2 separate regions of the Mus musculus genome follow, and region 1 is linked to region 2. A link is a contact called in ENCODE POLR2A ChIA-PET data. All regions are on one chromosome and are shown on one strand. The core of a region is the stretch at or near the end of the contact, and the rest is flanking DNA. Distances in the headings are between cores, read along the strand shown.

What was found. ChIA-PET counts read pairs that join two places held with the same protein, here RNA polymerase II (POLR2A).
Region 1: POLR2A ChIA-PET joins it to region 2 with 12 read pairs in embryonic stem cell. The contact joins the enhancer-like site here to the promoter of Polrmt in region 2. POLR2A ChIA-PET finds 5 or more read pairs at or near these places in 4 of 5 experiments (Patski and embryonic stem cell).

What each region holds. Positions count from the first base shown.
Region 1 is chr10:79,839,449-79,842,591 of GRCm38, forward strand. No RefSeq gene overlaps it. Among named protein-coding and RNA genes, the nearest start is that of Ptbp1, 13 kb to the right of the region's middle. Within about 2 kb of position 1,432, at least 3 of the 3 ENCODE cell types and tissues checked have a DNase peak (open chromatin) inside an H3K27ac peak, as active enhancers do.
Region 2 is chr10:79,745,070-79,748,054 of GRCm38, forward strand. It overlaps Polrmt (polymerase (RNA) mitochondrial (DNA directed)), which reads right to left and starts at 1,512. Exons shown (of 21, transcript NM_172551.3): 1 at 1,396-1,512; 2 at 605-703. The coding sequence starts at 1,483.

The DNA.
Region 1 (3,143 bases), core at 182-2,681, 94 kb after region 2:
GGAGGAGGAGGAGAAATAAAATTTTAAATAAGTAAATAAATAGGATTTAAAAAAAAGATTTATTAGCTGGGCGTGGTGGCACACGCCTTTAATCCCAGCATTTGGGAGGCAGAGGCAGGTGGATTTCTGAGTTTGAGGCCATCCTGGTCTACAGAATGAGTTCCAGGACAGCCAGGGCTATACAGAGAAACTCTGTCTCGAAAGAAAAAAAAAGATTTATTTGTTTATTATATGTAAATACACTGTAGCTGTCTTCAGACACACCAGAAGAGGGCATCAGATCTCATTACAGATGGTTGTGAGCCACCATGTGGTTGCTAGGATTTGAACTCAGGACCTATGGAAGAGCAGTCAGTGCTCTTAACTGCTGAGCCATCTCTCCAGCCCATAAATAGGATTGAAAAAAGAAAAAAGAAAAAAAGAAATAAACCATGGAATGAAGTTAGGTTCCCTTTTAGTCTCTCTATCTTTTGTTTTTGGCTTTTTTTGTTTTTGTTTTTGTTTTTCGAGACAGGGTTTTTCTGTATAGCCCTGGCTGTCCTGGAACTCACTCTGTAGACCAGGCTGGCCTCGAACTCAGAAATCTGCCTGCCTCTGCCTCCCAAATGCTAGGACTAAAGGCGTGGGCCACCACCACCCGGCACATCTCTCTATCTTTTGAGTCAAGCTTCCACTGTGTCGCCCAGTAGGGCCTCAAATTCCTGATGCTCCCGCCTGGCTATGGCTTGGCTACCAGGAGTGACCCACTGGGTTCCATCTCCTGCACCACACAAACAGAACTTGGTGGCACGTGACCATCATCTCAGCAATCAGGAAATAGAGGCAGAAGGACCAGGTCATCTTCAGCTACATGTCCAGTTTGAGCTAGCCTTGGCTACATGAGACCATGTTCAAAAAGGCAAAAATCAATGCAGGCAGCAGGCACCCTGCATAGCCCTTCCTTGCCCTGTAGTCCTTCAAGCTTGGCAATGTCTAAGGAGCCACTAGGGCATCACCAGAGACAGATGGGAGATCACATCTAAACCTCCAAACTCAGAAAATTGGGCCAAAGACATCCCTAGCAGGTTTTTCCAGCCCTCAGAGGCAGTAACGTGCACCTGAATTGCTTGAACTTGCTGGAATTTCTTCCATGGTACAGCAAGCAGACTCATGGCTGTGTGGGACGTAGACAGGAGGAGTGTAAAGGGGGACAGGGATGTTGAGGGATATGCTAGTGTTTGGATACTGGGTTCCAGCCCAGCCTGTAGGTGGCAGGAACCCCTTCTTCCTACCTTGATGCTCTCTGGTGGTATAGCCCCTGCCTAGAACCCACACAGCGAAGGGCTGGAGGTGTGACCACAAGGATCCTAAGGACCCTCCCTGCCTAGAATCCTCCAGTTAGAGCCCTGTGTGTGCTCAGGGGTGGAGCCCTGCCTAGAACCCCGCAGTGAGAGGCTGGGAGCAGACTCAGTCCTTAGCTCGACTCTAGCCAAGTACGCAGCTCGGGGTTTATGATAATATATGGAAGAGTGGAAGAAAATCACCCGCTGTGGAAGTCTGAGGAAGTGGGAGGGACTTTGCCGCGGAATGTCTGTGCCCACGCCTGGGCTGTAGTGGTAGTCTAACTCCTCACACCCCATCCCCCAGGCTCCTTCCAAGTCCAGACAGAGAAAGGAATTCCTGGCTGAGTCTAATTTAAAACAAACAAATAAACAATGTTTGCAGGGAGGAGAATGAGAGGAATGCGGGCGGGGCTCTTCCCTGCGGGAGAACCGGAGAACTGGGGCCTCGGACTGCAAGAACAGAGGTCACCACGACCCCAGCAAACTCCCACCCCATCTCTGCAAAGAGCTGGAAAGCACTGTTAAGCCCACCCCGACCGGCCTTCCAGGGTTATTCTGTTGTTTTATGGCCTTTTTGCTCCGCTGGCTGCAAATTGGGGGAGGGGAGAAAAAAAAAAAAAAAAAAAAAACACGGGAGGCGGGGTAACGACAGATTCCGGATCCCTGGTCCCGGAAACCTTTGTTTCTTAAGGCTGGGCAGCTGCTCCTCAGAGACAGTTAGGGCTCTGGACTTGGAGCACCGGTCAGTGTTTTTACTTCAAGGAAAGCTCTAACCTAGAGCAAGAGCCCAAAATTTCTCAGGTAGTTTGAAAAACAGTGAGGTGGTTTTGTGTGTGTGTGTGTGTGTGTGTGTGTGTGTGTGTGTGTGTGTTTCTTTCTGAGGTGGTTGTGTGTGTGTGTGTGTGTGTGTGTGTGTGTGTGTGTGTGTGTGTGTGTGTGTTTCTTTCTTAGTACTTGGTAAGCTGAAGCAGGAGGATTGCGGCAATTTTAATGACAACTGGGCTACATGAGACCTTGATTGTCTCCAAACATTGTTGGTGCCCACCTGTCATGCCAGCATTCAGGAGGTGGAGGCAGGCGGATCAAATGCAAAAGACTATCCTGGGCTATGTGAGACCCTGTCTCAAACCCTCTTTCTCAGATTAAAAAAAAATATATATATATATATATATATATATATATATATATATATATATATATATATATATATATATATATTCATATTCCAAGGTTGAGAGCACGCCTTGGTGGTGAGGCCCTAATATCAAATTCCCAGTGCTGAACAATAAAATGAAGTGTTACTCAGCCCTTTCCTGATGCATCTCTGAATTCCACACACTATCTGAAATCCACAAAAAATACCATCTTAGAGGCCCAGGTTTGCAGGTAACAGGAAAGCTACCCCATGCTTGTTTTTCTAGCAGGGAATTATTTTATCTGGATTTAGAAAGCAGCCTGCTCAGAGTATAGAGCAGTGAGGGAAGCCCTGTGGGCCTGTCTGATTCTAGAATTCTCCAGGATAAAGTCTGGGAACTTTAACCCTGTTGGAACCACAGGGAAGTTGGGGAAGCAGGCAGAATGAGTCTCGGCAAGGATCTCTCTTTAATATTTCTATTTTATGTGTGTGAGTGTCTTCCCTGCATGCATGCCTGTGCACCTCCTGCATACTGGTAACCACAGAGTCCAGGATCCCTTGAGACTTACAGACTGCTGTGAGCCACTACATTAGTGCAGAACATCACCCTGGGTCTGTCAGAGGAGCAGTCAGTGCTCACTGCCCATGAGTCACCTCATCAGCCTCAGCATCTGTTCAAAACCAAG
Region 2 (2,985 bases), core at 262-2,761:
AGAGTGCTGGGATCAAAGGCGTGCGCCACCATACCCGGCTCATGCACACCTTTAATCCCAGCACTCCAGGGGCAGAGGCAGGCAGACCTGAGTTCAAGGCCAGCCTGGTCTACAAAGCAGCCAGGACTTCCTACACAGAGAAACCCTGTCTCGAAAAACCAAGAAAGAAAAAAGAGAGAAAGAGAGAAGGGAGGAATGAGGAGAGAAAGAAAGAAAGAGGAAGGAAGGAAGGAAGACAGACAGGCAGGCCTGGCAGACAGGCTGGATTCCAGCTGCACCTCGACTCTGCAGGACTAAAACTGGAGACTTCTATGTCAGCATTCCAACAATGCAAATCCGGTATTGTTCAGGTGTATTTGGGGCCTCCACTGTCTTCCTAGAAGTGAGAGCCCCAGGTGGGAATCTGGAACTCAGGGAATGGAATTACAGCAGCTCCCAGAACCAGCACAAGAGGACCCACAGGACCACAGACAGGCCAGCCAGACAACACTGCTCAGTGGACTCTGGACCCCATTTTACATACTCCCTTGGAGTGGTCAGGTACAACGCAGAGCACACTCCCTCAAGGCTTCACTGTGGAGAAGGACTTAGGACACCAACTTACCTTCCAGCAGTTCAGCATGGCCCCACTCCCTCAGGACATGTTGCTCACGGGGACTGGCAGCGGAGCTCCTTCTTGAGCTGCAGAAGCCACCAAAAGTCCCTAGAAAGAGACATGAAGAATAAGAACACAGAAACCATCCTATCAAGTGGACACCGTGGCATGCACACTTATTACCCCAGGTCTCTGGAGGCTGAGGTGGGAGGGTCTCCAATTGGATTCCAGCCTGGGCTACAAAGGAAGTTCTAGGTTAAGCTAGTGTGAGTTCCTGCCTCAAACTTACGTCATGCCCAGAAAGAAATGGATCAAAAGACAAGGACTGCCAGGCATGGGATCTCAGAACTCAGGAGGTTGAAGCAGTAGGACCTGAGTTCAAATAAAGCATCCAGCATGAACCACATGGAAACACCATGGCTCAAAAAAAAAAAAAAAAAAAAAAAAAAAACACGCCCCGCCCACAAATAAATCCAGACCCAGAAAAAGACCAACTTCAAGGGCAGAACAGGCCAAAGCTATAAGGATCGGGGTGCAGGATCCAGCAAGAAGTACTCCTAACTAAAAGTAGCCAAAGGTCAATGCCAATATCCGTAAGTCCCCAACAGTGGGTCAGAGACATGGAAAAGCGAGCAACAATCAAAAGTCAAAGTGCCCTGCGGACCTAGAGAGACGTTGCCAACTAGTGCCCAGCTAAATGGGTCCCCAGAAACTCCTCCATAGGTCAAAGAACAAAGGTTGAAGGTGACCGGGATCCTAAGGAAGGGAAGATTATAGTCCTGGATCCGACACTCCTTTACCTTCCTCCGAAGGCGGGCGGTGGGGCCCAGGGGAGCGCAGAACCCGGCCAAGCCCGGCTGCGCTTCGGGTCCACCGGAGCGCCGACATGCCGCCTGCTGCCCGCAGTGCGCACGCGCACGCGCCGCCTGCAGGGAGCTGTAGTTCTGCGACTGCCGGAAGCGCTCTTAGGGTCTGTCCTGTGAGAGGAGTCGAAGGAGAACTACAACTCCCAAGAGGCAGCGGGCAGCGTGGCGGCAAGAGAGCATGCGCAGAAATACTCTTCTGATTCGTTCTTTTCATATCCAAGTTCCCTCTTTAGTTTTTATATTTTTTTGTTCTTTGATTGACTGGTTTCTGCTTTATTTTATTTGTTCATATATATGTGCGTAACATTTACATATGTGTATATATTATGTACTATATGCACATTTTTGGCACAAAGTCTCACTATTTAACCATGAATGTCCTGGAATTTAACAGGATTCCCTTGAACTCAACAGATATCCTCCTTATACTCCTGCTCTGCCACCCAGTACTGGGACTATAGTCGTGCGCCACCACGCCCAGTCCCTACCCTATTTGTTTCTCCTCCTCTTCCTCCTCCTCCTCTCTGCCTCTCTCTGTCTCTGTCTCTCTGTATGTATATGTGTTTGTGCAAATGGAATCAGGGCCGTAGAAAGATGGAAAAGACGTGTAAATAGTACCACATCGCGATTTCATTCATCCATCCATCCATTCATTCATTCACATTCACAGAGTCCCATGTAGCTCATGTTAGCTTCCAATTTACATGTATGAGAACTAATCTGGAAAGCCTGACCTTGCTGTCTTCTCCTTCCCAGTGTTGGACTAAGGGATCTATCTACACGTAGCCCAGGTTGGTTTCAAACTTCTAATGTGGCCAAAGATGACAGTGAATTCCTGATCCTCCTGCCTCCTAGCTCAGGAAGTGCCGGATGACAGATATGTGCTATCACGCACCAGCATTTTATATTTGAGACAGAATCTCACTAAATTTTCCAGGCTAATTCTGTAGCTCAGACAGTACCCTCCTGAGAAGACAGGACCTGGGCTCATTTTCTCAGTACTAGGGCTTCTACTGTCTGGAGCGCATCAGTGAGAGCTTTGGGTTTATAATCCCAGCCCTCTGGAGGTAAAGGCAGGCGGATTCAAATTTAAGCACATAAAATGCACATAAAACCTTGTCTCAATCAGGCAGTCGGGCAAGCAAACGGACAGATAAACAGACACACACACAAACTCAGAGCTGGGTGTGGTGGCACACACCGTTTTTGCTTTTGTTTTTGTTTTTTTAAAGATTTATTTATTTTATGTATCTGAGTACACTATCTCTGTCTACCAGAAGAGGGCATTGAATTCCATTACAGATGGTTGTGAGCCACCATGTGGTTGCTGGGAAATGAACTCAGGACCACTGGAAGGTCAGTCAGTGCTCTTAACCCCAGGTGGCACACACCTTTAATCCCAGCACTTGGGAGGCAGAGGCAGGCAGATTTCTGAGTTCTAGGCCGGCCTGGTCTACAGAGTGAGTTCCAGGACAGCCAGGGGCTACGCAGAGAAACCCTGTCTCGAAAACAAACAAACAAACA